Linked DNA regions of Homo sapiens: regions 1 and 2 are each linked to region 3. The links are chromatin contacts, found by Hi-C in ENCODE. All regions are on one chromosome and are shown on one strand. Each heading gives the region's core, a stretch centred on a gene start or an enhancer-like site at or near the end of the contact. The rest is flanking DNA. Distances are from core to core; before and after follow the strand shown.

Region 1 (3,715 bases), core at 692-3,191, 4.1 Mb after region 3:
TCTATATGCATCAAAAGAGAATGGTAGACATCATCTGGTTTGGGTACTTTTGAAAGAAACAGAAGACCTGCTATTTTTCATCCTGAGGCCGTTCTAGTTCCAGGGTGAATTACTTGCAGACAGTAGCTTATGTCTTGGAATGTTCTCCTCAGTTTATGATGGCATATTTTAAGCAAAACAGAATGATCCAAAATATTAACTGAAAAATCCCATAAATACAAATTTTCATTAATAAAAAAGTATGTTTTCATCTGACTTTTAAAGCATTCCAACTTAAATATGTACAAAATCTAGAACTGAGTTAATGTATTATGAAAAAGAAAACAAACGTTTAAAAGGCCACAATAAGATTTACACTTATTAAATAAGATTCAGCATTGAAACATTACATGAAATACTTCATTTAAAATAAAAAATAGTATCTACAGATGGAATGGATGCTGAATTCTAGTGTGTTTTATACTTAAACTAATTTGTATGTATTTATTTGTGATCTGCAAATGTGTTGATTAGTCTGCATGTTTCATTTTTAACGCCAAGCTTTTTGTAATCCAATTGGTCATCTCAACTGCAAACAGAAGTATTGTTTCTACAAAGGTAATTTAAAGGCAGAATTCACATAGGTATCCTTTTTTCTTTTAATCACTGTTAAGTTCCTTTAACAGCGTTACTGCAAATAAGATTCAAGCATGATTCTCAAGATTCACCACACCATCTTGAATTTGAACACGGGGAGGGGAAATTTACAGAACCAATGTAGAATAAAAATGGGCCCTAAATTTCGGTAAGAAATTATCGTCGCTTTTTGTAACCACCCAAAAAGGTATCAACAAGATATCTAGAAATGTATGACGTGGCAATTCAACTTTAGTAAAGTTAAAATGGTCTTATTACCTCACTTAAAATGCGTCAGGGGAACAAAATATAAGGACATTATTAGGTGATACCAAAGTGCCTCCCGTGCAAGTCCTGAAGATAGCGGCATTCGAAGGGGGCAGGAAGTGAAGCATCAACTGGGCATTTACTGCAAACCCGTTACCAGAACTTGGAAAAGAATGGACCTCGTATTCCTAGATCTTGGTGACCAGAAAGGGTGAGGGTTTGCCTGCGAAGAGTATGGGCTCAAGGCTGTCTGGAGCAGGGTCCTGTATCCGCCCTACCACTTTGCAGGACGAAAAAACAATGTATTCTCCTTAAAATAAATTATGTCCTAACATGGGACGAAACCCGGTTGCAAAGCACGAGTATTCCTTCCCTCGTGTTAAAAACCAACGCTTTGATTTTGCCGCAAATCACAGGGCACCACAATTCCTCGAGACTGGCATTAAAAACAATGGGCTCAGCCGCGGCGCGGGCTCGGGGCCAGCGTTCCTCGGGTCCGGCCGTCGCCGGTGCCTCCCCCCCACTCCCGTGGCCACACTCCATCACTGACCAAGCCCGGGAGAGGTGACAGGCAAGGAGCGGAGCAGACAATGGCATCCGCCGCCGCGCAGGGGGCGCCAAGAGTCCTCGGCCGCCACCGCCCCCGGCCCCTCCCGAAAGCGCCCCGCAAAACTTGAGGCGATTCCCGAACCACAGGTGCCGCGAGGCTGTCGCGGAGCCCGGGACTGGCCCCCACATCCCCGGGCGCGGCGCGGAGTGGTGCGGAGGGCGCGGACACGGAGAGAAGTGAGTTGCGGGCGCGGCGACCCAGTGGCGGGCCGGGCAGGCTCGGGGTGGGGTCGTCGGGGCGCGCGCGGGGTGGCGGGGGGCGCGCCCAGTCCTCCCTCCCCCTCTCCCCCATCCCCGGCGCCCCCTTTCGCCCCCAGGGACTTACGGCGGCCGCGGGCCGCGGGCGCGGCGGAGCTTGGCCGGCGGCGGCGGCGGCGGCGAAGGGGAAGCCCCTGTCGCCGTGCTGAGGAAGAGAAGCCGTGGTGCTGTGGGGAGGACACCCGGCTGGCATAGGGCAGGCTTAGGCGGAGAGGGGAGGGCAAGCTGACAGACCCCGCCCCGGGGGCCGGACGAGGGAGGAGCCGGGGCTGCGGCGAGCTGAGGGGCGGGCTAGGCGACGCGCGGGAAGCGGCTCAGCGGTCGCCAGCGGCACCGGAGGCAGCGCGGGTAACCGCTGAGTCCAAGGCAGCCGATTGGAGGTTTCTTCGCTGAGGGGAGGTGCGAACCGGAAGCCGGGCCACGTGACCCGGAAGCGGCGTTTGCCGGGCCCGAGCGCCCGCGCGCCCGCGCGCTCTTGCAGGTGCCTCCGGGACGCGCGCGGGCGGCTGTCCTGCTTGTTTAATGATAGGAGGACGGGATTCTGCAGCGTCCTTAGCCTAGCGGGTGGTGCGGGGCAGGGAAGTTCCGGACAGCGAAGAGCCACGTTCGAGCTCTAATGATTCTCTGTGTCCCCAGAGAGGAAGTGTGAAGTGTGACGGCTGACGAGGAGGGTGGGAGGAGACGAGGGAGTGCTGCAACTCTGGAAAAACAAGTCAGCTCTTCTGTGGAGCTCGTCACGCATTCACGGGCCTTTTGCTATCATTCTGCCTCAAAATTGTCCGGAATCCGCCCTCTCCTTCCCATTGCACTGCTCCAGCCCTAGCCCAGACACCTTCCGCCCCGAGCTTCGCGGGAGTCTGTTCCCTGGGCTCGCCTCGCCCATCCTCGGTGCTGCGGACTGGATGAGTTACCGTCCGTTCGGCTGAAAAGCCCGGACAGCACCTCACCTTCGAGATCCCGCTTCCTTCACACTGGGTCGCCCCACCAGCCGCCTGGGTTCCAGTTTAGCACTGCCGACGACTTGCTGTGCCTGGCATGTCCTTGCTCCCAAATGTCACATCTATGAAGCCTCACCCTAAAACCCTGTAAGAGCGATTCCCTCTTTCACCCACATGCCCGTTAGCCTTTATTTAGCACACCTTAAATTGTATTCATTTTGCATCTCAATCTAGTTCACAGCCTGGTATATAACAACTAATAAATGTGAGTTGACTGATAAAGACTATAAAATGATAAATTTGTTAAGAGCTGTAATGCTGAGCGTAATGCCTGGGCATAATGGATGTTCATAATTTTCTGAATGATAGAATGGATGAATCATCTAGTCATTTACAGATAAGGAAAGGGGAGTCCCACGGGATTAGGTGACCTTCCTTGAAGAGCCACGGGTTTCCCATATCGAAATGCTATTCATTACCCGAGTCACCTAGGTTCTTACAAAGGAAGCGAGAAAATTGCTTTTGTTGGGCCATGCCCCTTTTGCAGAGGTTCCTAAGTATAGTCGCCAGAATTTTTTTAATGGCCTAAAGTAAAAAAAGAAATGCTAAAATTTTCACGAAGCTAAATGTAATCAATGTAAAGGAATCCTTTATTAGGGATTATATTCTTTTTGTGTACATTATAGTATCTATGAAACTAAGACAGTAGTTTTGGGGGCTTTTAAAAAATGCTTTTGTATGACAAAACAAAAAGAAATGTGTAATACTTCCCCTTTTCAAGCACTACTGTGCTGCTTGGAAAGTTTCCTACTAACATGTATGATTAATGTATACTGGAATATTAAAGAAAGGGGACGACACACGGCACAGAGCTGGCTTTCTGTAGTTCTTTAGGTCCCCCTCGCCCCCACCAGATTTCTCCCTACCTAGTCATGCCCCAAAGGTGCTTTCGAATGTCCCATTTCTCTCTTACTACAAGAAACAGATGCCATTAACCAGTTAAAAGATAGCTCTAATGCTACACAATG
Region 2 (3,507 bases), core at 685-3,184, 4.6 Mb before region 3:
ATGTGAGGTCAATGCTTGTAATGCCATTTAAGTCACATTCATCACTTCAGGGCATGGCTATGTGTGAATCTAGAATCAGAATTAGGCACCAAGCTCATTTAGAAGTTTAATAAATTTAATTTTAATGAGACATCTTGTTTGGTATTAAAATTCATGAGACTCCCAGAACAGGTTCTCTGGACCTTTATTAGAGGATAAGAAATTTATTTGACAATTTAACTTTTTGACCACCGGAGTAGGAAAATTCATGTCTACAAACTATACCTATGTATCCCACAAGCTTTCTGAAATTGAGTCATTTCAAATTTAGTAGCTGCATACACCGTTGGCTCCAATTAGTGACCTCTACGGGGATTTTTTTTTTCCTTTGGAATTCATCAGTTTACACCTCTGTGTTCATAAAATGAAGAGAATGGTTTCTGCATGCCTTTTTAAAAGGAAACACTGCTAGGGAATTACCCAGCAATATGATGAGCAGAAACAAGGTCACATTCACAATTTAAGATGAGCTCAACATCATTTATATTTAGAACTGGATCAATCCAGAATCGTTTCTCAGCTTGGCTTATTAGCTGTGTGACCTTGGGCAAGTAGCTTTACCTCTCTGAGCTGCAGGGTTTTTTTTTTTTTTTTTTTTTTAATTAGTGACATGCAAATACTTCCTCCTAACTTGCAGGGTTTTGAAATGAAGGAATGATATACGTAACCAAGCAGGTCAGCTGTCTACAAAGAGTATGCAGACATGTTTATAGATATATGAAGCCTCCTGGTGATTATGTGTCATAGTGTTAACTGTGTCAAGGCTTTCGGTAGAGCTCAGCATAGTTCTGTCTTGAGTTAAAAACAGGGTTTTATTCTTTGAATTCTACTTGAATTCCTCTTGGCTGGTGAAGTTCACATGTGCTAAGACTGACTACCTTAGTACACTGCCAAGGGTTTCTTAATGCCTCGGATTGATAGAGCAGCTGTTCTCAAACGTTCACGCGCTTAAAATGCAGATTCTGATTGGGCAGGGGTAGGGTGGGGCCCCAGCTTCTACATTTACAAGTAGCCCACAGGTGATGTCCCCGGTGCTGGTCACCCTAGGCAGCCAGGCCACTTGACGGACCTTCTGTGCCTCTACACTGTTGACGGCGCGGGATAATTCCTTATGGTTGCATAGGGCACTCCTGTGCACTGCGGGAAGTTTAACAGTATCACTGGTCTGGACTCCACTAGATGCCAGTGACCCCATCACTCCTCGCCAGCTGTGACAGCCAAAATGTCTCCTGACATCGCCATTGCCAGATGCCCTCAGGGCTGCAAAACCGCCAGGTAGAGAACCGCTACCATGCAGGATGCTACCATCAAAGTGCGCCCACAGCAGCAACCTTGGAGCAGGCAGGCAAGTATCCTCCAGGCTACTTTGCAGACGGGGAAGCTGAGGCTGGGCACCGCTCAAGGTCGCACGCATGCGTAACCGAAAAGAGAGCGCGGAGGTCCCGCCGCGCCTCGCTCTGAGGAGAGGACGCGGAGCCGCGCGCCCGCCCGGTGGACCCCAGGGACTGCTCCCACGTGCTCCGGCCCCACGCGCGGGCCGCCGACCGGAAGCGGGTGCTGGGGCCGCGTAGACGCCGCGGCCACGCGCGCCCGCCAGCCCGGACATGGGCCCGCGGGCGCTCCTGGCCGCCGCCCGACTTCGGGGCCAGCCGGGGGCAGAGCGCGCGGGAGCCCGAGCGTCCCTGCATGAACACCGCCCCGCCGCGGCCCCCAGGCCGTGACGTACCCCGCGCCGACCGTCCCCACGCCCACACAAGACCGCCCTTACTGGAGGCGGCGGCTGCACACTACCCACCCAGAAGAAGTCCGTCCATGTCAAAGATGAGGTGGGTGACGGGCTGCGGGGGCGCCGCCATGGTGGCGCCTTCTGGGTCTGGGTGGGGGCGAGGAGGAAGTGCGCGCGCACCCGCCCGCCCCGCGCACGCGCACTGAGGACCTTCTCGCGCGCCCGGGGTCGCTCTGCGCACGCGCCTTCCGCGGCCCCTCGCCCGGCTCCGAGCCCGCGCGTCCTGGGCTGCCTAGTGGCGCTCCGCGCACGCGCACCTTGGGCTTTCGCCGCAGCTGTAGCTGCAGACCCGGGATGCGGCGCGGGCCGGCGCTGTATGTTTACCCGCATCAATTCCTCCTCACTTCACACCCGGAATCGGGCCAAGCTACTCAGCCAGCGGCCGCGCAGAGCCGAGGCCCTCGTCTGGGGACAAATTCAGTGCTTGAGTTTGGATCAGGGGTGTGAATGAGGAAGGAGGGACAGTACAAGGGGCTGTAGAGTGGGGAAAGGGGATTGAAGATGCTCAGGGTGGTATCACTTCTAGCCATCAGGTTGCAGACAAATGGCCTTGGTCAGGAGGTCCCTGGGTGGGTTCGCCCGAGCCCCCAGTCCCTGGACCGTGGGTGGGTTTTTCTCAGTTTCGCTTGCCCGCCTCCTTGCGGTCCTGGACCGCGACTTGAACCGGCAGCCGCGCATGCGCAGTGTGCGGAGAGGCTGCACAACCTCCGTGCCTGCATCTCTGAGCATCCCAGGCTGGTGCATTGTCCCAGAGCAAAGCCAAGCTGCTCAAGGAGGATGCTGAAATAATACTAACAGTCAACATGTCTTGCTGGTTGTGCCTTCTTAGGTATCATCTGTCTTTTGGGCTGCTCTGAGTTTTCTTTCTTTTTTAACTTTTCAAATGCCACCTAAACAGCTTTCTTTTTTTTTTTTCCCGTTTGCCATCGTCAAAAAAATACTTTTTTGTCCCTGTTTCTATTTCGTGTTCGTTTATGTGGTATATTCACGTTTAAGGAAAAGGATTGGACCTTTTGAGAAGCGGAAATAGGAGAATTTCAAGACTTTAAAAACGTGAGGGTGTGCTGGGCGCAGTGGCCCACACCTGTAATCCCAGTACTTAGGGAGGCAGAAGTGGGAGTTGGGGGAATAGTTTGAGCCCAGAAGTTTAAGAACTGCCTGGGCAATATAGCGAGACCCTGTTCTCCACAAAAGGGGAAAAAGACAAAAAAAAAAAGGTGTAAACATGAGAGTGTATTTCTAGTTTAGTGCAGACATAGTGGACAGGGGCATGCCTGGATTCAGCAAGAATTATTATCTATGATAGACAAAGTGCACCTGTGTCTGTTTCCTCCTGGGTAAAATGGAGGTGATAAAGGAGGTGAGGCAGGCCAAGCCCTTAGTACCAGTGCATAATATATAGTCAATAAAATTATGTGTTCTTAGAGGTGGTACTATAAGAGAGCTTCCCCCATTTAATGCAATCGTGATTTCCCTTTGAGGACACGGGATTTCAGAGAAGGCAATTTATGAGCAAATTAGGTAGGGACTTGCGCCTCAAATACAGTCGTTCGTGGTTTCTGTATTAGTTTACTACAGCTGCCATAGTAATATACCACAGACTAAGTAACCTAAACAGCAGATGTGTATTGTGTCACAGATCTGGAGGCCAGAAGTCCTAGATCAAGATGTCAGCAGTCTTA
Region 3 (3,278 bases), core at 779-3,278:
AACCTTTACACCCGAGAGGAAAAATGATGTCCTGCATTAAGGGTGGAGCCCTCTCTAGTGGATCCTAATCTGGAGGAGGACTGTAAGGGGTGCTGCCATTGGCAGGCTTTTTAACTTTTAGGTTCCTGAAGGCTTTTGCATTCTTGGACTTTTTAGAGGGACGGGGAAAGAGGAATTCCTCAATGACATAAGAAGGGGTGGAAATGCGGAGAAACAAAGGAAAGCATCTAAAATCCTATCCCTGAAAGGGTAGAGCCTGCAGCAGAACTCTCTCCAATCATGGGCAGGAAAAATAAAAAGGTGAATACTTCAGTTACGGTTTACACAGGACGTGCAATTACATGTGCTTCCAAGCCGCCCCTGCCATTTGTGGGGAACACCACCATCTACTGTTCTCATCTCTGATACACCACAACCTGGAGAGGAATCATGGTTCCAGTTCTAGTTTCTGCACCGTATTACCCCAAAGGCCATTTGACCATCTTCCCCCAACCTTTAACTCCTCTGTATAGCCTTATTCTGGCGGATGCAGCTATTACTCACCCAATTCCTTGGGCCAGAAAACCTGGAAGTCTCTCAAGATTCCTCCTTCCCTCTCCTTCACATCCAATTGGCCACTGAGTTTTGTGGGTTCTATTTCCTAAATCAATCTGTTCATTCATTCCATATTATGTGCCACGAATACGCCGTGATGAATTGGATAAGACCCCTACCCCCAGCTTCAAAGAGCTTACTGTCTTAATGAGGTCATTTTGCAAATGAACAACCCATTCTATAGCACAGTGGTACATGCAAGAAAGGGGTTAAGCAGAGTCCTGGGAGGGAACACCTCAGGGCTTTATGATTCATCTTGGGAAGCCTGAGGGCTTTTCTGTTGGCATGCCCACGCTGAAATGTGAAGGATGTATACCAGGAACCTGGTGAAGGAAGCGTGCAGAGGGGAAGCAAATGCAACTTTCTGGAGGCTAGAACAGAGAAGGGGAAGTTCACCAGGTCCGCAGAGATTAGCCTGGAAGCTGGTCTCCAGCCCGGTCCTAATCCAGTAATTACACTGCCCAACGGCTTTCCAAAACTCAAAAGAAAAAGCCCAGCACTGTCCTTCCTGTCCCTGGAAGTTTGTCCTTCAAGTCTCCCATCACTTGTCATTCGCTCATCAAGTATTTACTTAACATCCACTCTGTGCAGGTACCATATTGATAGCGGCCTCAAGGGTGCTTCTATTTAGGGAATTTTTAGTCTATTGGAGCAGATAGACCGTGGGGGGCATTCCGGGGATGCTGGGGGCTGTCAGGCCACGCTAGAAGCTGACACTGAAGACGTCAGCTACTCTTTAAGGACCCATCTGCCTCGCTGCCCACTGCTCAACCCGTCACTGGGGGCTCCAGGCCTGCCACCGGCTTGTCCTCTGAAGGGATAAGCAAGTGTTCTATTCACAGCCCGGAGTGCCCTTCTGCCCTCGCCCGAGGCCACTGCCCGCCTGGGGCCAGCTCCAGCGCTGCGTTCTCCAAGCGTGGCCACACTCATCGGCGCGCTGCTCTGCCAAGGGGGCTGACGCGGCGCGCACGGCCAGGGAGCTCTTGGGGGCAGACGCCGTCCAGCCTCCCGGCCGCCGGGTGCCTACTCCAGACCGGCTCTCTCTCTCCCTAGGCGCCTCCCACGCCCGGGCCGGAGAGCGGGCGCTCGGGGCGACGGACGACCCTGCGCGCACGTGGGCGCAGCCTGGAGGCCGCGGGGACCCTCTCCCATGGGGGCGACGGGAGACGTCCTGCCGGTAGACCTTGGCCAGGGGGTCGCGCTCCCCGCCCGCACCCCTCCCGGAGCCCCGGCGGGGACGTGCGGGGACGCGCCCGGGCGGGAGCGCGCGCGCCAGGCGCCTCCGAGGTCCCGGCAGCGGCTCGGGGCGGGCGGAGGAGGGGCCGAGGGCGGGGCGGCCGCAGCCTCCGCCATTCCCGGCCCCCCCCGGCCACGGCGCACCGCCTCCCCGCCCCCGCCCGCCCTCCCCCACCGCGCGCGCTCCGCCCGCCCCGGAGCCTCGCCCTCCGCCACGATGAGCAAATGAGCGCGAGCGAGGGCATGAAATTTAAATTCCACTCAGGGGAGAAAGTGCTGTGCTTCGAGCCTGACCCCACCAAGGCGCGAGTGCTGTACGATGCCAAGGTGCCGCCGCGGAGGGACAGGGAGGAGGCGCGGGCTGGGGGACCCGGGACCGGGGGCGGGGGCGGGGGCGGACGGCCGCGCGGAGCTGAGGGACCGGCCGGGCTCCTCGGCCTGCGAGGAGCGGTGCGGCCGGCAGGGGGCGCTCACAGGGCGCTACGCCCGGGAGTCGGGGCGGGGTCTGGGATGCTTCCACTTCCTTCCGTCAGGCCGGGCGGCGCACGCGCGGTTGGGAGCCTCGCCCATGCTTTGTCGCGTTACCGGGGCTACCGTTTGCGCCCCCGACTGCAACGGTGGCCGCTGAGGGAGGAGGCTTCTCGAATACGGTTTCTGTCTTCGCGTTAAATGTCTCCTTCTGTGCGGCCTGGTGCCGGGTGGGCTCCTGTGGGACGCCCTGGCCGTCCGATCCAGGTTCTAATTCATAGTTACACGGCGCTGGCCGCTGACTTGCGACGTTGTGTCCCTGGGACCCTAGTCCAGTTTAGGCCCCATCCCGCCTGTAGGCCGTGAACCCCATCCCGAGGGCAAGGTTGGCCCAGTGTTTTCGTACCCCAGGGCCTTGCAGCATTTACGTTTTCAAACTCTGAAGGATTTACGTGGGTCTGACCATAGTTGATGGGAATCGCGCCCCGGGCCGGTCCACCTAAGTCTCCGGGAGCTGAGCCACATCTTGCAGCTCCTCAGATTTGGGTGGCGGGCAGGAGTTGGCACCAGGTCTCCCAGATCCCCAAGGAAAGCACCCAGGTGCTTTCATTTCAGAGACCTGGGTTCCTAGGGCCACCTGGGCGAAGCCTTAGGCGGCAGGGACAGGGGCAGTCCCAGGTGTGTCTTTGGCGATGTCTGGACAGCTCTGTCCATTAGAGATGCTAAAGGACATCCCTAAAGGGATGAGCATATTCTGCCTTCAGTTCCCTCCCCTGCTGCTCCTGTCTTTTAACCGCGTCTGCTATCCCTCTTTCTCCTCGCCCTCCAGCCTCCTCGGGGCGGAGGGGGGGGGGCACGCCCCATCATTAGTTTTAGTTGTTCCCTCTAGGGACACAACAGGGAGGGATTCCAGAGTCTCCAGCTAGCCATCCTGGCACTGGACATAGGGGAGCCCAGGAGACTACAACTCCCAGAGCTCT

The links. Hi-C counts contacts between places; a loop is a spot of excess contacts on that map. Pooled maps may share reads with other maps.
Region 1: a map of gastrocnemius medialis shows a loop between it and region 3 (9-fold over the local background). The contact joins the promoter of AP1S2 here to the promoter of MSL3 in region 3. A Hi-C loop is called at or near these places in 2 of 168 maps with a recorded cell type or tissue (gastrocnemius medialis and naive thymus-derived CD4-positive, alpha-beta T cell), 1 of 37 single-sample maps with no recorded cell type and 10 of 50 pooled maps.
Region 2: a map of CD8-positive, alpha-beta T cell shows a loop between it and region 3 (21-fold over the local background). The contact joins the promoter of PUDP here to the promoter of MSL3 in region 3. A Hi-C loop is called at or near these places in 2 of 168 maps with a recorded cell type or tissue (CD8-positive, alpha-beta T cell and naive thymus-derived CD4-positive, alpha-beta T cell) and 9 of 50 pooled maps.

The regions. Positions count from the first base shown.
Region 1 is chrX:15,852,872-15,856,586 of GRCh38, forward strand. It overlaps AP1S2 (adaptor related protein complex 1 subunit sigma 2), which reads right to left and starts at 1,942. Exons shown (of 6, transcript NM_001272071.2): 1 at 1,817-1,942. RefSeq lists silencers at 1,369-1,658, 1,879-2,158, 2,249-2,358 and an enhancer at 1,976-2,580.
Region 2 is chrX:7,146,219-7,149,725 of GRCh38, forward strand. PUDP (pseudouridine 5'-phosphatase) reads right to left here and starts at 1,935. Exons shown (of 4, transcript NM_012080.5): 1 at 1,835-1,935. The coding sequence starts at 1,895. It overlaps STS (steroid sulfatase), which reads left to right and starts at 1,494. Exons shown (of 11, transcript NM_001320752.2): 1 at 1,494-1,865. MIR4767 (microRNA 4767) reads left to right here and starts at 1,642; the gene lies at 1,642-1,719. RefSeq lists a silencer at 1,455-2,174 and an enhancer at 2,365-2,414.
Region 3 is chrX:11,756,209-11,759,486 of GRCh38, forward strand. MSL3 (MSL complex subunit 3) reads left to right here and starts at 2,029. Exons shown (of 13, transcript NM_078629.4): 1 at 2,029-2,157. The coding sequence starts at 2,056. MSL3-DT (MSL3 divergent transcript) reads right to left here and starts at 1,875. Exons shown (of 2, transcript XR_007068393.1): 1 at 544-1,875. RefSeq lists silencers at 1,569-1,768, 1,789-1,938, 1,949-2,328 and an enhancer at 2,182-2,476.